2 separate regions of the Homo sapiens genome follow, and region 1 is linked to region 2. A link is a loop called in an ENCODE intact Hi-C map of the cell type or tissue named here. Cell type or tissue: heart right ventricle. All regions are shown on one strand. Links, peaks and the distances in the headings refer to the core of each region. The heading gives the core; the rest is flanking DNA. Region 1 overlaps ABAT (4-aminobutyrate aminotransferase). Region 2 overlaps ABAT (4-aminobutyrate aminotransferase).

Region 1 (5,372 bases), core at 60-5,059, 49 kb before region 2:
TTTCTTCCTTTCCTTTCTTTTTTTTTTTTTTAATCTCAGTCTGTTGCCCAGGCTGAAGTACAGTGGCTCAATCTCAGCTTACTGCAACCTCCGCCTTCTGGGTTCAAGTGCTTCTTCTGCCTCAGCCTCCCAAGTAGCTGGGATTACAGGTGCCTGCCACCACACCCGGCTAATTTTTTTTTTGTATTTTTAGTAGAGATGAGGTTTCACCATGTTGCCCAGGCTGGTCTCGAACTTCTGACCTCAGATGATCCTCCTGCCTCGGCCTCCCAAAGTGCTGGCATTATAGGCGTGAGCCACCGCGCCTGGCCAGCTAGTTTCTTAGTGTTGACAACTGCATCTTGGTGATGTAAGATGTTAACAAGGGAGGAAACTGGTGAGGGCCATATGGGTTCTCCCTGTAATATCTTTGTAACTTCTCTGTAAATCTAAAATTTTTAAAAAATAAGATGTTTATTTATTTATTTTTTATTTTTTTGAGACAGAGCCTCGATGTTGCCCAGGCTGGAGTACAGTGGCACGATCCAGCTCACTGCCACCTCTACCTCCTGGATTCAAGCGATTCTCCTGCCTCAGCCTGCTGAGTAGTTGGGATTACAGGCATCCACCACCATACCTGGCTAATTTTTGTATTTTTGGTAGAGACGGGGTTTCACCATGTTGGCCAGGCTGGTCTCGACCCCTGACCTCAGGTGATCTGCCCACCTCGCCTCCCAAAGTGCTGGGATTACAGTTGTGAGCCACTGCGCCCGGCCAAGATGTTTATTTTAAAATAAAGCCTACTCATACTCCTTGGGGAGGGGCGAACGCTCCTACTGTTTATGCCACCCAGGACATACACACCAGCATTCAACATGCAGACCAAGGACACGGCTAGCAGTTTGTCTTCAGAAGGCAGTAAGGCCTGCCAACAAGGGACACCATGATGACAAGCACAGGGGCTGTGAGAGAGCTGGGGACAGGCTGGAGGCTCACTGGTCTTTCTGAACCTATTTCATGGCCAGCCCCGAGCCAGGCACTTTATATCTCTGCAGGAGGCCACTCTCGGGGCATGTGAAGGGAGGCTCCTGCTGGCGGCTCTGTCTCCAGAGCCACATGGAGGCACACGGAGGAGTAGTTAGCATTGGAGCCGGACAGAGTTGCTTGCAAGTGGCTGTGTGACCTTGGGCAAATGGCTTTGCTTCTCTAAGCCTGAGTTCTCTCACCTGTAAAATAGGATTCACTTGAGCCTCCCTCCCTCATGGGACTATTGGGAGGGAGGTCTCAAAGACGTCAAACAGAAGGAAGAAGGAGCCAGTGCAAGTGGCCATGGGTGTGGGGCAGAGTGGGGGTGAGACATTCCTAAGATGGTGCCTCCCATCCAGTGATCCAGTGACCCTGAAGCACAGCTGGGCTCTAGGTCAATTTCAGAGTCGCTTATGGCTTTCTTTGTTCCTTAGCAGCGATCCCAGATGTGTGTTTTCCCCAGCGGTCCCTGCAGAGATGGCCTGGGGCCATCTGGCTGTGGAGGCCACCGCCTACCTGCAGGCAGAGTGGCTCCAGGGTGGATCCAATCCCATCAGACCGAGGCACTTGGGACAGGATCATATGACAGAGATGGGAGAGAGAAAGGAGGTGGCGATGGTGACAGTTTTATGGATAGTGGGTGATGTGGTTTGGCTGTGTCCTCATTCAAATCTCATCTTAAATCATAGCTCCCATAATTCCCACGTCATGGGAGGGACCCAGTGGGAGGTAATTGAATCATGGGGGTGGGTCTTTCCCATGCTGTTCTCATGATAGTCAATTGAGTAAGTCTCACACGATCTGATGTTTTTACAAACGGGAGTTCCCCTGCACATGCTCTCTTGCCTGTAGCCATGTAAGACGTGCCTTTGTTCCTCCTTCACCTTCCGCCATGATTGTGAGGCCTCCCCAGCCATATGAAACTGTGAGACCATTAAACCTCTTTTTCTTCATAAAATACCCAGTCTCAGGTGTACCTTTATTAGCAGCATGAGAACAGACTAATACAGTGGGACAGTCCCAGAAACACTCACTGGCTGGTCCCTTTATCCCCAAGGGCTCTTCCAGCCCAGGAATCCCTAGTCTGGATGGTATCTTCCATTAGTACCAGTTCTTATCAAGACCCCCGGGGCTTACCAGGCACCAGCAGGCGGTAGCTGTGCTGGAAGCTGCAGGCCAGGCGCTGGGCGAGCAACATGGAGGCCATGACCCCTTGAGGGACAGGGACACCCTTTGCGTGCTGCCACCCTGAAAGAAACCAGAAATGCAGACTTAGGCCCATGAAGACCACTCCCCTCTCAGCCAAAGATCCCATCCCCACCACTTCCCACCTAATAGAGAAAGTTCTTCTGACATTGTCAAATGCTTGGGTTTTATACTGAACATGGACTTTATATATTAGGCCAGGCAAGGTGGCTCACACCTGTCATCTCAGCCACACTGGGAGACCGAGGACTTCTTGAGGCCAGGAGTTCCAGACTAGTCTGGGCAGCATAGCAAGATCCCATCTTCACAAAGACTTTAAAAATTAGCTGGGTGTGGTGGTGCCTGCCTATAGTCCCAGCTACTCAGGAGGCTGATGTGGTAGGATCGCTTGAGCCCAGGAATTTGAGGCTGCAGTGAGCCATAATCGCGCCACTGCTCTCCAGCCTGGGTGACAAAGTGATACCCTGTCTCAAAAAAAACCAAACCAAAACAAAACAAAAAAAACCAACCCAAAACTATATTATACTGAATATATACTTCAATTCACATTTTTTTTTTTTTTTTTTTGAGATGGAGTCTCATTCTATCGCTCAGGCTGGAGTGCAGTGGCTCGATCTCGGTTCACTGCAACCTCAGCCTCCTGAGTAGCTGGGACTACAGGCATGTGCTACCATGCCCAGTGATTTTTTTTTTTAAGTAGAGATGGGGTTTCACTATGTTGGCTAGTTTGGTCTTGAACTTCTGACCTCAAGTAATCTGCCTGCCTTGGCCTCCCAAAGTGCTGGGATTACAGGTATGAACCACTGTGTCCAGCCCTGATTGCCATTCTTATTGGGAGCCTGGAGCAGCCCCTATCCCCCAGTTTGTTTCCTTTTATCATCTCTCCTTGCTCCCTGTTCCCTCTCCCCAGAACACCATTTAAATGTGTTTTGTGTGCCTCCTTCTGTCTGTACATCTTTCTGCTAAAAACCTGTTTTGTTAATTGGTATGTGTATTTTTTACATAAATGGTATTGTATCTCAGAACAAAATTTGTATCTCAGAACAGCGACAGCACCATTCATGAGTCATTCCTCTTCATGGACCCTGTTTCCCGAGTCCTTTCTGTGTGACGCATGCTGCACAAAACGCTTTACATACAGTATGATTAATATTTATTACTATTATTAACATGTACAACCATGCTCCATGGTCTTTTTACAGAGGAGGAAATTGAGGCACAGAGAGGTTAAGTGGTGGATCTGAAAGCCGAACTCACATGTGTGTGACCCCAGAGTCAGCAAACCTCACAGTCACGCAACACTTAGCCCAAACACTCCAACAAAATCCCTCTATTTATTTTGCAACAAGTACTCCATTGAGTGCTGACTTTGTACCAAGTACTGTTTCTCAGACTGGACATACAGGGATGAATGAGGCAGGCCTGGAGCTTACATCTTCATGAGGAACAAAGAGAATGAAATGAATCATAACATAAACAAGGGCATCATTATAATGGGGAGAAGTGCCTTGAAGGAAAAGTGAAAGGTGCTAGGAGCATGATTTATCAGGCTTCTTTCACGTGCCAGCAACAATGGGGCAGGCGTGATTATCCCCATTTTACAGATGAGGAAACTGAGGCTCCAGAAGTGAGGTATTTTAACCCATGTTCACTGTAGCATTATTCACAATAGCCAAGAGGTGGAAGCAACCTAGACGTCCATTGACAGATGAATGGGAAAAAATATGCTGTATCCACAGAGTGGAATATTATGCAGCCTTAAAAAAGGAGGAAATCCTGTTATATGCTGCAACATGGATGAGACTGGAAGACATTATGCTAAGTGAAATAAGCCAGTCACCAAAGGTCAGATACTGCATGATTCCTGTCATATGAAACCTAAAGTAGATTAAGATTCAGTTCCCTCTCCCTCTCCCTCTCCCTCTCTTTCCACGGTCTCCCTCTCATGCTGAGCCGAAGCTGGACTGTACTGCTGCCATCTCGGCTCACTGCAACCTCCCTGCCTGATTCTCCTGCCTCAGCCTGCCGAGTGCCTGCGATTGCAGCCTCACGCCGCCACGCCTGACTGGTTTTGGTGGAGACGGGGTTTCGCTGTGTTGGCCAGGCCGGTCTCCAGCCCCTAACCGCAAGTGATCCGCCAGCCTCGGCCTCCCGAGGTGCCGGGATTACAGACGGAGTCTCGTTCACTCAGTGCTCAATGGTGCCCAGGCTGGAGTGCAGCGGCGTGATCTCGGCTTGCTACAACCTCCACCTCCCAGCCGCCTGCCTTGGCCTCCCAAAGTGCCGAGATTGCAGCCTCTGCCCGGCCGCCACCCCGTCTGGGAAGTGAGGAGCGTCTCTGCCTGGCCGCCCATCGTCTGGGATGTGAGGAGCCCCTCGGCCTGGCTGCCCAGTCTGGAAAGTGAGGAGCGTCTCCGCCCGGCCGCCATCCCACCTAGGAAGTGAGGACCACCTCTTCCCGGCCGCCATCACATCTAGGAAGTGAGGAGCGTCTCTGCCCGGCCGCCCCGTCTGAGAAGTGAGGAGCCCCTCCACCCGGCAGCCGCCCCGTCTGGGAAGTGAGGAGCGTCTCCGCCTGGCAGCCACCCCGTCCGGGAGGGAGGTGGGGGGGGGTCAGCCCCCCGCCCGGCCAGCCGCCCCATCCGGGAGGGAGGTGGGGGGGTCAGCCCCCCGCCCGGCCAGCCGCCCCATCCGGGAGGGAGGTGGGGGGATCAGCCCCCTGCCAGGCCAGCCGCCCCGTCCGGGAGGGAGGTGGGGGCATCAGCCCCCCGCCCGGCCAGCCGCCCCGTCCGGGAGGGAGGTAGGGGGGTCAGCCCCCCGCCCGGCCAGCCGCCCCGTCCGGAGGTGAGGGGCGCCTCTGCCCGGCCTCCCCTACTGGGAAGTGAGGAGCCCCTCTGCCCGGCCAGCCGCCCCGTCCGGGAGGTGAGGGGCGCCTCTGCCCGGCCGCCCCTACTGGGAAGTGAGGAGCCCCTCTGCCCGGCCACCACCCCGTCTGGGAGGTGTGCCCGACAGCTCATTGAGAACGGGCCAGGATGACAATGGCGGTTTTGTGGAATAGAAAGGCGGGAAAGGTGGGGAAAAGATTGAGAAATCGGATGGTTGCCGTGTCTGTGTAGAAAGAAGTAGACATGGGAGACTTTTCATTTTGTTCTGTGCTAAGA
Region 2 (5,345 bases), core at 346-5,345:
ACAGCTCCCCTTTGTGGCCCCATCACATTCATATGTTACCTCTATTTGTGGAATTATTTGGTTCATGTCTTGTCACTTATAAGACTATACACTTTAAGGTAGAAGTTGTGCATATGATTAGACTTGAATTCCCATCATGATACCATCTGGCACTGTACTGGAAGCCCAATACATTTTTGTCAAATTGTTAGTAAGTCTTGATTGGTGCAGTCTCTTTAGAGGGCAACGAGGCAATGCCTATCATATTCTAAGGCTACAGCAGTCAAGATGTGGTATGGGGGCAAAGATTAAACACACGGATTAATAGAACCGAACAGAGAATAGAAACACATACATGCATATATGGACACTTGATTTTTGACAATGGAGGCAGTGATACTGGGCCAAATGAACTATCTATGTAGGAAAAAATTAATCATGATTCTACCTAATACAATACATAAAAATCAACCCTAGGTGGATGCTGGAGATAAATATGAAAGGCAAAACATGAAAGCTTCCAGAAGATAATAGAAGAAACAACACAAATGACGTTGAACTTTTTTTTTTTTTTTTTTGAGACAGGGTCTCACTCTATCACCCAGGCTGGAGTGCAGTGGTGCAATCTCGGCTCACTGCAACCTCTGCCTTCTGGGTTCAAGTGATTCTCCTGCCTCAGCCTCCCAAGTAGCTGGGACTAAAGGCACCTGCCACCACGCCCGGCTAATTTTTTTGTGTATTTTTAGTACAGATGGAATTTCACTATGGTGGCCAGGCTGGTCTCGAACTCCTGACCTCGTGATCCACCTGCCTTGGCCTCCCAAAGTGTTGGGATTACAGGTGTGAGATACCATGCCCAGCTGGACTTCTTAAGTAGGACACAAAAAGCATTAACCATAAAGGAAGACCAGGCTTGGTGGCTCATGCCTGTAATCCCGGCACTTCAGGAGGCTGAGATGGGAGGATCACTTGAGGCCAAGAGTTTGAGACTAGCCTGGGCAACATAGTAAGACCCTGGCCTTGGTGACTATTTGCCTCTAATGAGGCAAAGGGGTCCACAGGATGGGGATGAGGGAGAAAAATTTACTTTTTTTTCTGTAGATTGAGTTGCAGTGTTTGAGTGTTTTACCACGTGCCATGATTGCCTATTCAAAAAGTAAATTGTTAAAAAAACAGAGTAAGTCTATACAGACTTGAGGAATAAAGGTACAGGAAGGGAAGGAGGAGGGCTTCTAAGTCCCTGGCCCTGGGAGGTCCTCCAATAACCCCATGTTTGGAGACTTAGGTTTTGGAGCCAGGCAGATCCTAGTTCAAGTCCTGTTTCAACTTCTTGCTACCTCTGTGACCTTGGTGAAGAAGCTTAAAAGAAGAAGACCTTTCCCACCTTACTAAGAGGTTAAAAATGAGATAGTCCAAGTAGTACCCAGTGTTACCCAGTGTCTTGTAGGTAGGAAGCATTCAACTTTTGGCCGGGTGCGGTGGCTCATGCCTATAATCCCAGCACTTTGGGAGGATTGCTTGAGGCCAGGAGTTTGAGACCAGCCTTGGCAACATAGCAAGACCTTGCCTCTACAAAAAAAATAAAAAATAAGTAAAATAGCGGGGCAGGGAACGGGCCTATAGTTCCAGCTACTGGGGAGGCTGAGGCAGGAGGATCCCTTGAGCCTAGAGGCCGAGGCTGCAGTAAGCTACGATGGTGCCAGTGCACTCCAGCTTGAGCAACAGAGTGAGACCCCTGTCTCTTAAAAAAAAAAAAGAGCATTCAACTCTTATCATCCAGTTTTCCAATTTAACAACCATTCATATAATGTTTCAAAAGGTAGTTTTGTTGTTGCCATTTTACAGGTGAGGAAACTGAGGCCTGGACAGAAATCACTGGCTCCCGGGCACTCAGGGAGCCAGCAGCACAGCTGCTTTCCAGACTCAGGACTTTCCCCTGATCTCACAGGTCTAAGACACAGGCCTCAGCCCAAGCCCCACCACAGGCCTTTCAGGGGATGCACCGCGTGGGACCTGATGGATGACCCGCAAATGATCTGATTTGTTGACAGGTGGCTGCTGCTGGAAGGACTGCTCAGTCCAAACAAACAGCAAGCTGCTCAGCTTCTGTTTTTGTTTTGTTTTTTGTTTTTTGAGATGGAGTCTCACTCTGTCGCCAGGCTGGAGTGCGGTGGCGCGATCTCGGCTCATTGCAACCTCCGACTCCCTGGTTCAAGCTATTCTCCTGCCTCAGCCTCCCGTGTGGCTGGGATTACAGGCATGCGCCACAACACCCAGCTAATTTTTTTTGTATTTGTAGTAGAGACGGGGTTTCACCGTGTTGACCAGGATGGTCTCCATCTCCTGACCTCGTGATTCGCCCGCCTCAGCCTCCCAAAGTGCTGGGATTACAGACCGGAGCTCAGCTTCTGAAGAACCCGGAAGAGCGGGACCCAAGACTAGCACCTGCTCCGTGGGAGGGCAGGCGGCCAAGTGCTCTCGGCAAACACTTTCCGTCCAGATGTGCGTCCCCACCTCAGGGTCACTGTTTCCCTCTCTCTCCACAATGCACCCACCATCTCTTCCTCTCAAGGGAAAAAAAACAGACTAGACCCAACCTGGCTCACCTATGATCCGGGAGTGGTTCAGCAAGCTTCAGCATGCCTTCACCTCCACCCATCCAAGGCCACTCTGCACTTCCAAAGCCCCTGAGTACAAACAAGGTTGGCCTTGCACTCCACACCCTGTCTCTGGGGCTAAGGAAAGCACTTTCAGACTTTCTCCACATACCATCAGTTCATATTCAGCATTGATGACTTTTCAAGTCTTTCTCATTTGCAGGGGTAGTTCATTTCCCAAACTCTGCTGTGATCATTAGGTGCAAAGACATTATTGCACCCTTTGATGGAGGAGTAAACTGAGGTCAGAGCCAGCAGTGGGCATATGCAGAGGCGTCCATGTGGGTCAGTCCTAGACACCAGGGCTCCAGAGTCTTCAAGCCTCGGTTTCTCACTAGAAATGCTCCCTTCAGTAGGAGACCCTGGGCGAGTCAGTCATCCTTTCTGAGTTTCCATTTCCTGTCTCTGAAATCTGATCAGCCTTTCCTCATAGGGCTGTTGTGAGCGACAAGGTGAGCAACTACACACAAATACACAGCCAATGTGAGTGGCTACTACTCATGGGTCATTGTCATTATCATGGGTAAAGCTGGAGCCAAAACTCTGTCCAGGGTTCTCTGCATGTTTTCTCCCACTCACCCTGCCAGCCTGCCTCTGAATCCCTCCTGGAACCTGTCCCCAGGTCAGAATGTCCACACTCTTCTGTGTGTGGCTCTTTTTTGAGCCCTGCTTCCAGCCCCTTGCAGGACTGGACACTTAGGGCTGGGGCAGGATGCCAGGCATGCAAATTTGCATGCAGGCATTCATTTGCACAAATGCTCCTTGGTGTGTGCATTTTCAGCCTGTCCCCAGACCGGCGCTCAGCCTGCGAAGCCAGCAGAGTGCTATTTACAGCTCTGGGCAGAGAGAGGAGGCAGGCTTTGTTCCCGTGCACAAAACAGCCCTGTCCTGCCGGGGTGGTGCCTTGCTCTTTTGGCTGGTGTTCAGCCAACCTTGCCCTGAAGGAGCTTCCACGTTCTAAAACCTTTTGCAGGAAGGTCAGCAATCTGCCCCTGGGATTGGCTGTTTCCCTAAGGAAATCTGAGCTCAAAGGCTAGTGGGAGAAGGTGTCTGTCTACTCTCCATTCAGCTTCCAGGAGGATCTTTCTCAAGTGATAACAAAATCACATCACTGCCTTGCTTTAATCTCTTCCATGGTTCCCTATGGGTCTCTGAGTCAAGTCCAAATTCAAGATCATGGGTCACCTGGCGGGACATGATCTACTCTTCCTACAGCCTCCTCTTGCCACTCCTCATCCACCCATGCCTCTCCATCACTTGAACATTGGTTTTTTGTTTTTTTGTTTTTTCGATGTTGCTGTTGTTTGTTTTTTTGTTTTTGTTTTGAGACAGGGTTTTGCTCTGTTGCCCAGGCTGGAGTGCAGTGGCGTAATCTTGGCTCACTGCAACCTCCGCCTCCCGGGTTCAAGCGATTCTCCTGCCTCAGCCTCCCAAGTAGTTGGGACTACAGGCGCAGGCTGCCACGCCAGGCTAATTTTTTTTTTTGTATTTTTAGCAGAGACAGGGTTTCGCTGTGTTGCCCAAGTTGGTCGCGAACTCCTGAGCTCAGGCAATCTGCCTGCCTCGGCCTCCCAAAGTGCTGGATTACAGGCGAGAGCCACCACACCCGGCGTAACATTGTTTTTATAGAAAAAGAGTTATGCACTACCTACTTACAACACAAATTTTTGGATTATCTGATTCTAGCCTTGTTCACTTGTTCATTATTATTGTTATTTTGAGACAGGGTCTCCATTGCTCAAGCTGGAGTGCAATGGCGTGATCCTGGCTCACTGCAACCTCCCCTTCCCAGGCTCAAGTGATTCTTGTGCCTCAGCCTCCCGAGTAGTTGGCACTATAGGCACGCACCACCATGCTTGACCAATTTTTTGTATTTTTGGTAGAGACAGGGTTTCACCATGTTGCCCAAGGTGGTCTCGAACTCCTGAGCTCAAGCAATCTGTCCACCTCGGCCTCCCAAAGTGCTAGGATTGCAGGCATGAACCACCATGCCTGGCCTTGTTCATTATTTTCAAACTACTTTGCTGACTCCTTTGTAAGTTGTAGAAAACTGATAGACAAGCAAATTCTGCCTTGTCCAACCATGTTTGCCTCTGTTTTGAATCTATTTAGACCTCCCTTTACTCTTTACATATTTGTGCTTTATTTGACTTTTCCTTTGAACTGGTTCTAATGTCTGCCTGGTTCCCTCATTGAATGAGCCTAATAAAATCATTGAGTGTTTTTGTATCTGTATGAGATTCATGATTTTACCCTCCACCTTTTTTTTTTTTTTTTTGAGACAGGATCTCACTCTGTTGTCCACGCTGGAGTGCAGTGGCATGATTATGGCTCAGTGCAGCCTGGCTCGGCCTCCTTGACTCAAGCGACCCTCCTGCCTCAGCCTCCTGAGTAGCTGGGACTACAGGTGCACATTACCACACCTGGCTAATTTTTAAAATTTTTTGTAGAGAAGGGGTCTTGAGGGGTCTTGCTATGTTGCCCAGGCTGGTCTCAAACTCCTGGGCTCAAGTAATCTTCCTGCCTCAGCTTCCTGAGTAGTTGGGACTACAAGCATGCATCACCATGCCCGGCTAATTTTAGTATTTTTTGTAGAGGCGGGGTTTGGCCATGTTGGCCAGGCTGGTCTTGAACTCCTGGGTTCAAGTGATCCACCCACCTCGGCCTCTCAAAGCGCTGGGATTGCAGGTGCGAGCCACCATACGCTGT

The links. Hi-C counts contacts between places; a loop is a spot of excess contacts. Peaks named below come from ENCODE experiments on the same cell type or tissue, not always from the same donor. Only the 100,000 strongest peaks of a DNase experiment are listed, where the experiment ranks them.
Region 1: it touches region 2 in a loop (2.0-fold over the local background); 10 of 110 quality-filtered maps call a loop at or near these places.

Annotation. Positions count from the first base shown.
Region 1 is chr16:8,732,580-8,737,951 of GRCh38, reverse strand. It overlaps ABAT (4-aminobutyrate aminotransferase), which reads right to left. Exons shown (of 16, transcript NM_020686.6): 2 at 2,143-2,253. The coding sequence starts at 2,212. It overlaps LOC107984840 (a long non-coding RNA gene), which reads left to right. Exons shown (of 4, transcript XR_007064977.1): 4 at 486-523. Among named protein-coding and RNA genes, the nearest start is that of ABAT, 61 kb to the right of the region's middle. RefSeq lists an enhancer at 5,313-5,372. In heart right ventricle, for the core only: no CTCF peak of the experiment used is centred there; no DNase peak of the experiment used is centred there.
Region 2 is chr16:8,684,292-8,689,636 of GRCh38, reverse strand. All of the region lies in intron 1 of ABAT (4-aminobutyrate aminotransferase), which reads right to left. Among named protein-coding and RNA genes, the nearest start is that of ABAT, 12 kb to the right of the region's middle. In heart right ventricle, for the core only: no CTCF peak of the experiment used is centred there; a DNase peak (open chromatin) is centred at 3,469; H3K27ac peaks cover 938 bases.